2 separate regions of the Homo sapiens genome follow, and region 1 is linked to region 2. A link is a contact called in ENCODE Hi-C or POLR2A ChIA-PET data. All regions are on one chromosome and are shown on one strand. Each heading gives the region's core, a stretch centred on a gene start or an enhancer-like site at or near the end of the contact. The rest is flanking DNA. Distances are from core to core; before and after follow the strand shown. Region 1 holds the start of RAPH1 (Ras association (RalGDS/AF-6) and pleckstrin homology domains 1). Region 2 overlaps FAM117B (family with sequence similarity 117 member B).

Region 1 (6,441 bases), core at 1,819-4,318, 870 kb before region 2:
CCCCAGCCATGTGGAACTGTAAGTCCATTAAACCTCTTTTTCTTCCCAGTCTCAGGTATGTGTTTATCAGCAGCATGAAAACGGACTAATACACTTACGGTGCCTCTAAAGCATGGTGATGCTTGGTGCTTCCACACACCTGCAGAGATATTGTTTTCTTCGTTTGGAATGCTTGTTCCCTCCTTCTTCTGGTTAGCTCCTCCCTATCATTTAACATTCAGTTCAAGAATCTCCCCATCAGGAAGGCTTTCCTGATCTGGTAATGGACTTCCAGTCTAACAATGACTTCCTTACCTGCTTTACCCACTAGACTGTATGCTTTTTGTAGGCAGGAAGCATCATGCCACGTCTTTCTTGTCTTTGTATTCCTGGGCCTTAATTGTAGCTTAATAAACTCTGATTGAATGAACGAATGATTTAATGGTTTAAAGAAACTGATGAGAACACTCTTTTCTCAATGACTGAAAGTGACCTTTTTTCTCTTTTAATTAACCTTGATCTTAGGCTAAGCACTTGGAGAAGAGTTGGCTAAGACCTATGTAAAAGGCACTCAATGGTCTATTTTTTTTTTTTTTCTGAGATGGAGTCTCACTCTTGTCACCCAGGTTGGAGTGCAATGGCAGGATCTTGGCTCACTGCAAGCTCCACTCCCAAGTTCAAGTGATTCTCCTGCCTCAGCCTCCTGAGTAGCTGGGATTACAGGCACCCGCCACCATGCTCAGCTCATTTTTGTATTTTTAGTAGAGATGGGATTTCACCATGTTGGCCAGGCTAGTCTCCAACTCCTGACCTCAGGTGATCCGCCCACCTCAGCCTCCCAAAGTGCTGGGATTACAGGTGCGAGCCACCACTCCTGGCTTCAATCGTCTATTTTTTTAAGGAGGTTTAAATGAATCATCTTCCTTGTAAGGTATCACACAGCCTAGTACATTTAATGACAATAGGATTCATTAAGTTTGGCACCCAGGTGTGTCTAATGTCAACAAACTTGGTCACAAGGGAAATGAGGTGAAAGACTAGATACATTTGTATAAAATTATCACTTATGAAAAATTTTAAAGCATTTATTAATTTATAAATACTTATTGTGCAAGATACTATGCTAGATATTGTGGGAGATACAAGGATGAATAAAGTGTTGTATTATATTCACTTTTGGAGGATAACTTCTTGAAATAATTAGGTGGCAAATGATGATTCCCACAAGAAAGGAAGAGAAGTCTAAAAGAAGTTGGTCAGCAGGATCATCTTCATTTATAAGAGATAGTATTATTCTTTTATTATTTTTATTTTTTATTATACTTTAAGTTCTAGGGTACATGTGCACAACGTGCAGCTTTGTTACATATGTATACATGTGCCATGTTGGTGTGCTGCACCCATTAACTCATCATTTACATTAGGTATATCTCCTAATGCTATCCCTCCCCCCTCTCCATCCCCCCAACAGGCCCCTGTGTGATATATTCCCTGCTTTGTGTCCAAGTGTTCTCATTGTTCAAGTCCCACCTATGAGTGAGATCATGTGGTGTTTGGTTTTCTGTCCTTGCGATAGTTTGCTGAGAATGATGGTTTCCAGCTTCATCCATGTCCCTACAAAGGACATTAACTCAACCTTTTTTATGGCTGCATAGTATTCCGTGGTGTATATGTGCCACATTTTCTTAATCCAGTCAAGAGATAGTATTATTCTATACAAGAATATTGACATACCTACTGAACTTAAAATACAAAAGGGCAGTTATGTTTCAAAAGTACAGATATCTCAAGTGTGAAAGGCAGCCAGTATCTGTATTGTATGGTTCTAAATACCAATTTGAAACAGATTGTGTACCAGTTTGGAACAGATTGTACAAAAAAGACTGAAACCACTTGAAAGTCCTCAAGAATATCAGGAAGTAAGAATGTAATTAACCAAACCAGGATTTGGCCCCAGGACAGAGAAATGAACACTCTCATTCTTAGAGAGGGAGCTAGGATTTCAGGAATGTACAGTCAATGCTTTGTGAAAATTTAAATAAATTCTTAGCAAGCAGATGGGAAGACATGAAAAAGCAATGTTCATTGCAACCAATTTCAGGTCACACTCCCAATTTCTCAATTGTTTTAATGCTGTCAACAAACTTGCTTTGCATGTAGCCAAGCAAACATAACTTAGTTCCATTTGTTCCTTTCTTTGATCAACTTTAGGTGAAGGTCAAAATAAGGACATACTTAAAATCTAAAAGTCTGCCGAAGTCAAGCCTGCATCTAAAGAGGCAGCAGCTGAGCTTAGCGATAAGGAAAAATGCCGACACCTTACTACTACACAATTCCGATGGGGTGGGGGGACAGAAATTAAGGAGGCAGGATTAACAGATTTCGAAGTTTAAAAAGTAAAGGTCATCGAAATGTCCCGTTCCTAAGTTTCCCAATACATTCCATGAAACTGCAGAGACTTTTTGGCCAAAATGGGATTTCCTAAAGAAGGGCCTCACAGATCTCAACGACAATGGTCCTGTAAGTGACCGAGCCAACCCCGGATGCGTTTCTGGAGTCTCTGAATACACGGACAGCGTATAAAGGTGGATGCGTACAGCTCCCTGACAGAACTGCTGGAGGCTGCTGTGCCTCCCAGGGCGCTAGGACAGAGGCTGCTGGGCCGGCTTCCTATGAAAGGCGAGCAGGGGGTGGGGCAGCACTGGGATTTTCCTCCCCACTCATTCATTCTCTGATTCACTCGTTCCTGTAGGCGGCTCACAGGGACTTGCGGAGGAAAGGCGAGGCACGAGCGGAGCCGCGGTTGAGTGCGGCCGGGCGCGGCCGGGCGCCTGAAGGGAGGGCGGAGGGCCGGCGCGGGGCGCGGGCTAGGGAAGGGCGGCGGGCGCGGCGGCCTGCGCCGGAAGTGAGTGGTTGGCGGCGGGCGGGGGCGGCGCGCGGTCCCGCGCGAGTCGGCCCTACAGTCGGCAGTCCGGCCCTCAACCCCGCCTTCTGCGTCTCGGCTGGACGCGAGCACACTCGGCTCCGCCGCCGCCGCCGCCGCCGCGGGGCGCTGCGGCCGCCCCGCCCCCGCTCCCGCCGCCGCCCGCCAGTCAGTCAGTCAGTCAGTCAGTCAGTCAGTCAGTCAGTCACTGAGCGCGCGGCGCGGGAGCTGCTGGCAGTCGCTGCGTCTCTGGCGAGGGAGCGCCGCGCCTGGGGAGGAGGCGGAGGCAGCGGCTGGAGGAGCGCGAGCGGCGGTTTCCTTGCCCGGGGCCGCGGGAAGGCCGACCGACTGCCGCGGTGAGTGGTTAGCCTCGCCCTCGGGGCCAGGGGGTAGGGAGCCGGCTGGGCGCGGGGCCGTGAGGCGCTCCTGCCGCTCCCGCCTCCATTTTCCCGGCGCCCGGCCCCGCCATCCGGGTGCGGTACGGTCGGCGGCAGCCTGGGGCGGGGTCGTTGCCAGGTTGGGGATCGGGCCGGGGCTGGCTGGACCGCTCCCGGCTGGTGGATGGAGGTCGGTGGGGCCTGGACTGCACCCTGCGCCCCTGGGGACCGCGACGGAGGGAGACAATGAGATAAGGGGCCGCCTGGGAGGGTGCGGTTAGGCTTCTCCGACCCAGCACCGGGGGCTGGTGGCCCGGGACCGCAGGGAGGAAAGGACTTTCCCCCGCCCAGCTGCAGAAACCAGCTACTGGATGTCGGGTTGCTTGGGTTTCGATGCCCCCATCTTTCATAGATGAGTTCAGTGCAGAGATTTTGAAAGGCGGGGCTCCTTCTGTGTCTTCTTTCTAATTAAACAGGATAAGTAATTGCTTCATTGCTTTTTAACCGCGTCTCCTCTTGCGGTCTGTATTATACATTCCCGCCGGAAATCCAAACTGCAATTCATGGGGGGGGGGGGGGGGTGGACGGAGGGAGGGGGCAGTGTGATAGTATTAGGATGCCTTCGTGTTAAGACAGGTTGAAAGATGTGGTTTTCTTAAGGCAGTGACTTAGGGTGTCCCCACTGTGTGAGCTGGAAACCGCATAAACCTTATTGCTTACAAGCTCGAAGACATGGTTTAATATGAAATAAGAGCCTTGAGGGAGGGTGTAAGTGTTACATGTGTCTTGCGTGTGTGCATTTCTTAAATTCTTTGGGAAGATCCGTTGGGGAAATCCGGGAGAATGGAAAAGTTCTTCACTCAATCTTCCAATAAGGGTTGATGTTGTCTGCAGCATTTCTCAGGGAAATGTGGAGAGCTGCTTATGTAGGTAAAGTCCACCGTTAAGGAACAGTAAAGGTAACGGGTTAGGGATGAGGCGTGATCGGATTATTAAAGAGTCAGTCCATGGGGATATTAAATTCAGCAAACATTTATGGAATACCTACTCTGTCAGTTAGGCTGGGTGACACCAGGTGAACAAGCATGGGGTGGTGGAAAGAGCTCTTCGGAGTGGGGGAAACCGTACGCCCTGGAATTGGCTTGCAATGTGAGTTGGATAAGCTATTGAACTCTGCAGTACGTTCCCTATCAGTAAAATGGGAATAACACCACCTGTTTACCTCCCCAGATGTTTTTCATGTAGATTAAATGAGATAATGTATGCAAAATGCGTAGCACCTTGCCTGGCATAGAGGTGTTTAACAGCACCTTAAATTCCTTTCCTCCTCGGGGTGGTTTTTTTGGGGGTGCGGTGCGGGGGGTTAGTGAATGTAGGTAAGTGTAATACAGTGAACTATATAGTAAAATGTTGAGGTATAGAATAGGAGAGCGAAGAAGAGAGATTAATTCTAAATTGAGGGAGGAATGCATGGAAGCCTCGGCATTTAAGTGAAACCTTTAAGGATGAGTAGGATTTCAGCAGATTCAGATGGGGAGGAGGACATTTCACATGGTGGTGCTATCCTTTGAGAGCCGAATTGAGGGGGAGGACCTTTGGGGGAGGGGCAAAATAGAGACGCTCAATAGCTTTTAACTCTTGTTGAGTCTGACCTTCAAAGATTGTCTCCGTTATTTTGCTTTTTGTGTGGTGAATTTCCCAGAAACCAGATGCAGCCCTACTCAAGTAAGTACAAAAAGCTTAATTCATGATTTTTTGGGTTAGACATTTTGTATAATTTAGATTGCTGTCTCCTGTTTGAATGTAATAAAGAATTATTTGTAGATGTTGCCTTATGATAAACGTTAGCTTTATTTGGTAGAAGCAGCAGCTTATTTTTCAGACTCAGAGGTCTCACTAAGATTATAGAGTATGTGACTGGGTGAAAGGAGTGGAGTAGTGGGCACTATTGGGTGTGTTTTCACAAATATTTAACTCTTTATTTTCCAAAGAGGTGTTTTTAACCATTGTCTTTGAGGATGATTATGTCTTTTGGTTTTGCTGCCCTTTGGTGCTCACCCCATAAATACTTACTAGATTGGCATCGTGGATAACTGTCACACTATTCACAGATTCTTGGTTACACATTGTAGAATCTCATGGCTTTGGTTGCCTTGGTTTGGAAGTAATTGAATGTCAACATTAGTATTGTTAATCCCAAACACTTAATTTTAGGAAAATTAATATTAGTGAAGCAAGATGTGACCTCAGGCAGATAACTTATCTTGGACTCTTAATTCCTTTACCTATAAAATGAGAAGTTTGGATTAGATCACTGCTTCTTAAACTGTTTCACTGAACTTGAGAATTTCAGAGATTCTGCAGATGTTTGACTTTAATCTCAATAAAAATGTATTTTAAACTTATAATAATAAAAAGTGGCCACTGTATGACGTACACTGTTTTAAACACTTTATATGTGATAATTTATTTAATTCTCGCCATAACCCTATGAAATAGAGTCTATTATTTGAGAAAATAGGCACAGACAATAAGTTGCCCAAAGACTGCAGAGCTATAGTGGCAGAGCTGGATTTGAAACCGGGCAGCCTAATTCTTAAGCTTGTATTCTTAACCATGTTTTTACACTGCCACTAAAGCAACACACACATATACTCTTTGAAAGAAATGTGGTAAAGTATGCATAACATACAAATTACCATTTTAACTATTTTTAAGTGTACAGTTCAGTGGCTTAAGTACATTATTGTGCCATCATCACCACCATCTCCAGAAATTTTTTATCATCCCAAACTGAAATTCTTCCCATTAAACAGTAATTCTACAAGCCACAGTGCGCTATGATCATGCACACTGGGTGACAGAGTGAGACCCTGTTCAAAAACAAAACAGTAACTATCCACTTCCCTCCCTCTACCCTACCCTCCTAGTAACAACTTTTCTACTTTTGACTCACACAATATTGATTCTTGTGTCTGGCTTATGTTACTTAACACACTGTCTTCAAGATCATCCATGTAGGATGTATCATAATTCCATTCCTTTTTCAGACTGATTAATATTCCGTTGTATGTATATACCACATTTATGGATATTTGGGTTGTTTCCACCTTTGGGGTACTGTGAATAATGCTGCCTTGAGTATTGGTATACAACTGTTTG
Region 2 (6,344 bases), core at 651-3,150:
CTGCCTCAGCCTCCGAAGTAGCTGGGATTACAGGCACCCGCCACTATGCCCAGATCAGAGTTCACTGTACCTTCTAACTCCAGGGCTCAAGCCATCCTCCCACCTCAGCCTCCCAAGTAGCTAGGACTACAGGTGCATGCCACCGCATTTAATATATAAATATTTTTATATCTTTATATATGTATCTAAATATATAAATATTAATATATATTATATTGTATATTATATAAAAATATATAAATATATATTATATAATATAATATGTATGTATTATATAATTATATATTTATATATTTTTATAAAATATATATTTTATAAAAATATTTTTTATATAAATATATTTTTATAAAATATATGATATATATTTACAATATATATATATTTTAAAGATGGAGCCTTACTGTGTTGCCTAAGCAAACTCCTGGCCTCAAGCAATCTTCCCATCTGGGCCTCCCAAAGTGCTAGAATTACAGGCATGAGCCACCATGCCTGGGAACAGTGATTTTACTTCTAATACTACTCTACTACTATCCTCACTATTATCACCCTATAACCTCAATCCACTACTCTTTTCTGTGGTTCAGCCATGCTAGCTGTCCACTTCACTACTTATCAATTATCTCCTCATCTGTCAATATCCCAAAGGCCTCCAAAGACTGAAACCTAGCAGAAAAAAATATAGCCAGCATACTACTTCAACTTGAGTAGAAATAGGTAATTTAACTTAGGTTATCTAGTTTAGTTTAGATCCCTACACTATCTAGTGGGGCCAAATGGCTAAGGTTTATCTTGAGATTGGTCTAAAACATAACACCAGTACCATTCAGGAATACCTTGACACAGTTATTCCTCTCTACATAATTATCACCTTCATTGTAATAATTGGATTCAAGAACAGAGCAATATTATTTCTATGGAAAAAGAGACAGCACATGCGCGCGCACGCACACACAAACACAGACACACACACACAGACACACAGACACACATACACAAAGCTTTTTTTCTTTAAGCTGCCTCAAAAAGAAATACTTAGGCCGGGCGTGGTGGCTCATGCTAATAATCCCACCACTTTGGGAGGCCGAGGCGGGTGGATCACTTGAGGTCAGGTGTTCGAGACCAGCCTAGCCAACATGGTGAAACCCCGTCTCTATTAAAAATATGATAATTAGCCAGGTATGGTGGCACGTGCCTGTAGTCTCAGCTACTCGGAAGGGTGAGGCAGGAGAACTGCTTGAACCCAGGAGGCGGAGGTTGCAGTGAGCCAAGATCGCACCACTGCACTCCAGCCTGGGCGACAAAGCAAGACTCCATCTCAAAAAAAAGAAAAATTTACTAAAGTAACTCAAATAGAGGCCTGGAGCAAGTCCCAGTTTTTACGACATTTTTACTCTATTTTTAAACTCTTTAAAAATCATTTCACTTTATTTTAAATCACTGCTACAACACAGATTTTCGATCTGCATTTTTATTATAGAAATGAAACATACTGGCCGGGCGTGGTGGCTCACACCTGTACTCCCAGCACTTTGGGAGGCCGAGGCAGGTGGATCACGAGGTCAGGAGATCGAGACCATCCTGGCTAACACGGTGAAACCCTATCTCTACTAAAACTACAAAAAATTAGCTGTCCCAGCTACTCAGCGGGCTGAGGCAGGAGAATCACTTGAACCCGGGAGGCAGAGGTTGCAGTGAGCCAAGATCGCGCCACTGCACTCTGGCCTGGGCAGCAGAGCGAGACTCTGTCTCAAAAAAAAAAAAAAAAAAGAAATGAAACGAAACATGTTATTTCAAAATAGTCAAAAACCAGAAGTGAATACAGTAGAAAGTGAAAGTTGTCTGTAACATACCCCCACATCCCACCCACCAGTGAAAACCCAGCTAGCAGTGTCAAAATATAAACATACATAGTACATGCTCAGATACAATTTAAAAAAAAATGTGGCTGGCTGAACTTCTCTGACTCTTCAAGCCTTCTGTCTGCCATCCTCACCTAGAATTATGACTGTACATATGGTACATATGTGTGTGCGTTTGTGAACGTGTAACACCAATAAACATTTTACCAAAGTATTTTTCCAATGCAAACTTCAATGAGTCAACATTTTTTAAATTAGTTTTCTGAAAACCATAGGTAAACTGTTTCTATTTTTTTTCAATTTTCATGTTTATTTTGCTAACATAACTTCCGTTTCAATTGTTTTTAATGTAAAGTTTATAATAAAGACCCAATCTGCTTTTGACTATATCAGATTTTCTCAACAAAGTCTCTATCATCAAAAGGTTTGCTTTGTAACAATACCATTCCCAATTTAAGCAAACTATGCAGACACAAATTGCAGAATGAATGTTTTCTTCTGTCAAATTTTAGTCATAACAAATGTTGCCATAATACATATTTATAGCTATTTGTTTGTGTTTGTAATATTTATATCAATAAGTCACTACCAGTGAGTAGGATGAATGGTTTGTATTAGTTTCTTAGCTGACTACAGTAGGCAGAATTTTAAAATGGTCTCCCAAGATTTCCTGTCCTGCCAGTTTCCATGGCTCACGCCTGTAATCCCAGCACTTTGGGAGGCCAAGGCAGGCAGAACACCCGAGGTCAGGAGTTCGAGACCGGCCTGGTCAACATGGTGAAACCCTGTCTCTACTAAAAATACAAAAATTAGCCAGGCATGGTGGCATGCACCTGTAGTCCCAGCTACTCAGGAGGCTGAGGCAGGAGAATTGCTTGAATCTGGGAGGCAGAAGTTGCAGTGAGCCGAGATTGCACCACTGCACTCCAGCCTGGGTGATAGAGTGAGACTCTGTCTCAACAACAACAACAAAAAGAGGATTTCCTGTCCTAATCCCCAGGACTGAAAACACAACGAGATATCACATCCACGATTACATCATGTGCCAAGAGAGATTCTGTAGATGAAATTAAGGTTGCTAATCAGTTAGTAGTGAGTTATTAATGGGGAGATTATCCAGGAGGGCCCAATCTAATCACAAGTGCCCTTTAAAAATAGAAAGTTTTCTTTGGCTGGCTGCAGAAGAGCAAGTAAAAAAGATTCTATATGAGAGATATTCCACTGCTGGCTTTGAAAATTGAGAGGGTTGGCCAACTATAACCCCAGCACTTTGGGAGGCTGAGGTGGGAGGATCACTTGAGCCCAGGAGGCAGAGGTTGCAGTAAGCTTAGATCACACCACTGCACTCCAGCTGGGCAGCATACGAAACTCTGTCTCAAAAAAAAAAAAAGAAAAAAGAAAATTGAGAGGGTCATGTGGAAAAGATATGAGAGCCGCCTCAGAGCTGAGAGTGACCCCTAAAGCTAACAGTCCACGACAATGCAGTCATCTCAGTCCTATCACCTCAAGGAACTGGATTCTGTCAACTCCATGAATGAGTTTGGAAGCACCTTCTTCCCCACCAAAGTCTCCAGATAAAAGCCAAACCCAGCTTGATCTTGATATTGGCTTTTGAGACCCTGAGCAGAAAACACAGTGGAGCCTCCTCCCCGCCCCAACTTTCAACCTACAGAACTGTGAAATAATAAACGGATATTGTTTTAAGCTGCTATATTTGGGGCAATCTATCACATATCAATAGAAAACTAATACACTGACCCACAGAGAAACCCGTAATTCCTTCAGACTGACTTCTTATAAGCGAGGCCAAAACTACTACGGTAAGGCAAATGAGGCACGTGTTCTGAGGGCAAAATAACTTACTAGATAGATAAATTACTCAAGGTAAGTCATGCATGATAACGAACTATCAAAATTTTAAACAGGACTCAATCATGTACTTGCATGACTCTTAATCTTTGCCCTGTTGGACCCTATCTTTAAAATTTTCATAATTAGTTCTTTGAATTGTGTTAAATTAATTTTTATTTTGAAGCATTTTATTTAAATATTATTTATCTCAATTACCAAGCTTTCTGGCAGACACCAAAAACATGTATCCAGGGCCAATGCCTCAGTTGTCTCATTCTCGTCTTGTGCCAATTCTAAGACTAATCTAAGCCTTCTACCTAGCACTATTAGCCACACAAATCACTGAGCAGTTCTCAGACATTCCAGGCTATTCTACTATGTTGCCAAGCTAATTCTTTCAAATATTTTTATCATTTTTCCTACCATATACACAAATGGCAGTGAAAAGAACAGCTTAAAACCTCTGGAGTCAATATATTCTTTCAGTTAAATATAACTTCAGAAAAGATATCTAATTAAATGTACTCAAATCATCAGGAGCTAATGACACTCACCCTTAAAGAGGGATATCATGGGATAATTAGTTATTATTTGTGAAAATGCACAGAAGTATATAAATGAACTGGAATGTATTATTTGCATATAAAAATAGTTTTCTAGATTCACTGATAGGAACTGTGGTTCAACATGCTTTTTTTTGGAAATAATGAGTTTGCACTGTGTCATCCACATATTTTAACCTCATAGACCTTGTATCAGTATACTTTACAGGACAGTTAACAAAAATGAAAGGTTTGGTCTGCAGCCTTTGAACAAAATCTGGTATATAAAAAGCTTAATGGGGCTGGGCGCAGTGGCTCACGCCTGTAATCCCAACACTTTGGGAGGCCGAGGTGGGCAGATCACCAGAGGTCAGGAGTTTGAGACCAGCCTGGCCAACATAGTGAAACCCCGTCTCCACTAAAAATACAAAACTTAGCTGGGTGTGGCAGGGGGTGCCTGTAATCCCAGTTACTCAGGAGGCTGAGGCAGGAGAATCGCTTGAACCTGGGAGGCAGAGGTTGCAGTGAGCCAAGATCGCGCCACTGCACTCCAGCCTGGGAAAGGAGAGTGAGACTCTGTCTCAAAAGAAAAAAAAAAAAAAAGGCTTAATGTGACTGAATATCGAATGTGAATGATGTAATGAATTTAATCCAGCAAAGTACTAAATGTATAAAACACATACTATTATTTCAGAGAAGATTATAACATATTAAGTAATGTTCGCCATTAAATAAAAAGATACACGCTTTTCAATAAAAACCAGTAAAACTCTCTATATATAAATGTAGCACAATAACACTATTTCCTATAATAAAGTTCACTAACTATAGAGTTACCCACAGCTGAGTCACATAGCATAATATCTTCAGCACAAGTGCACAGTCAGAATTCAAAAGTTCAATTTCTGCAATCACATTCAAACCACAATGGAACTCAACCTAGTACCAAATGGAAATTAACGTTCTGTGCACTGTTTATAACAGCAAAAGACTACCCAATAATAAATGTGGAAGATCCACACAATGGAATACTACATAGCAATTAAAATGTTGTAGAAGTGTACCTATTGATATGGAAATTGTTGCCAATATTTTAAGTGGAAAGAGCAGGTTATAAAACTATGAATGTATAATTTTAAAAAGAGTGCTTCTAACGCTTCATTATTCTGAAGCTAAAAATAGTTATTTCTTAATTTTTTATTTCTAATTAACAATCGTACATGTTTACAGGATAAGAGTGTGATGTTTCAATGCATGAATACACTGTATAATAATCAAATCAGGGTAATTATATCCATCATTTTAAACATTTATCATTTCTTTTTTTCTTCTTCTTCTTTTGAGATGGAGTCTCACTGTATCGCCAGGCTAGAGTGTAGTGGCATGATCTCGGCTCACTGCAACCTACGCCTCCCGGGTTCAAGCAATTCTCCTGCCTCAGCCTCCCAAGTAGCTGGGACTACAGGCGTGCACCACCACCATGCCCAGCTAATTTTTGTATTTTTAGTAGTGACGGGGTTTGACCATGTTGGCCAGGATGGTCTCGATCTCTTGACCTTGTGATCCACCCGCCTCAGCCACCCAAAGTGCTGGGATTACAGGCGTGAGCCACTGCACCCAGCCAACATTTATCATTTCTTTGTGAGGATAACATTCACAATCTCTTCTAGCTATCTTGACTACATTGCTATTAGCTATAGTCACCCTACTGTGCAACAGAACACTAGAACTTATTCCTCCTGACTGCAACTTTGTACCAGTTGACTGACTTTTCCCAGTCCCCTCCTCCTCTATCACCTCCTCTTCCAGCCTCTGGTAATCAATATTCTACTCTACTCCTATGAAACGAATTTTTTTAGATTCCACATGAGTGAGATCATGTGGTGTTTGTATTTCTGTGCCTGGATTATTTCACTTAATATAATAATATCCTCCAGATTCACCCATGCTGCCACAAATGACAAGATTTCATTCTGTTTTATGGCTGAATGGTATTTCTATATACTACCAGTCTGTACACGTACACACACACACATACACACATACACACACACACACACACACCTACCTCACATTTTCTTTATCCACTCAC

What was found. A loop is a pair of places that touch in the nucleus more often than their neighbours do. ChIA-PET counts read pairs that join two places held with the same protein, here RNA polymerase II (POLR2A). Pooled maps may share reads with other maps.
Region 1: a pooled map shows a loop between it and region 2 (2.3-fold over the local background). The contact joins the promoter of RAPH1 here to the enhancer-like site in region 2. A Hi-C loop is called at or near these places in 1 of 50 pooled maps. POLR2A ChIA-PET finds 5 or more read pairs at or near these places in 3 of 52 experiments (GM10248, MCF 10A and activated CD4-positive, alpha-beta T cell).

What each region holds. Positions count from the first base shown.
Region 1 is chr2:203,531,928-203,538,368 of GRCh38, reverse strand. It overlaps RAPH1 (Ras association (RalGDS/AF-6) and pleckstrin homology domains 1), which reads left to right and starts at 3,068. Exons shown (of 14, transcript NM_213589.3): 1 at 3,068-3,258. RefSeq lists silencers at 2,920-2,989, 3,040-3,129, 3,200-3,299.
Region 2 is chr2:202,662,092-202,668,435 of GRCh38, reverse strand. The region is part of intron 1 of FAM117B (family with sequence similarity 117 member B); the gene reads right to left. Among named protein-coding and RNA genes, the nearest start is that of FAM117B, 30 kb to the right of the region's middle. RefSeq lists an enhancer at 1,928-2,007. Within about 2 kb of position 1,900, at least 5 of the 41 ENCODE cell types and tissues checked have a DNase peak (open chromatin) inside an H3K27ac peak, as active enhancers do.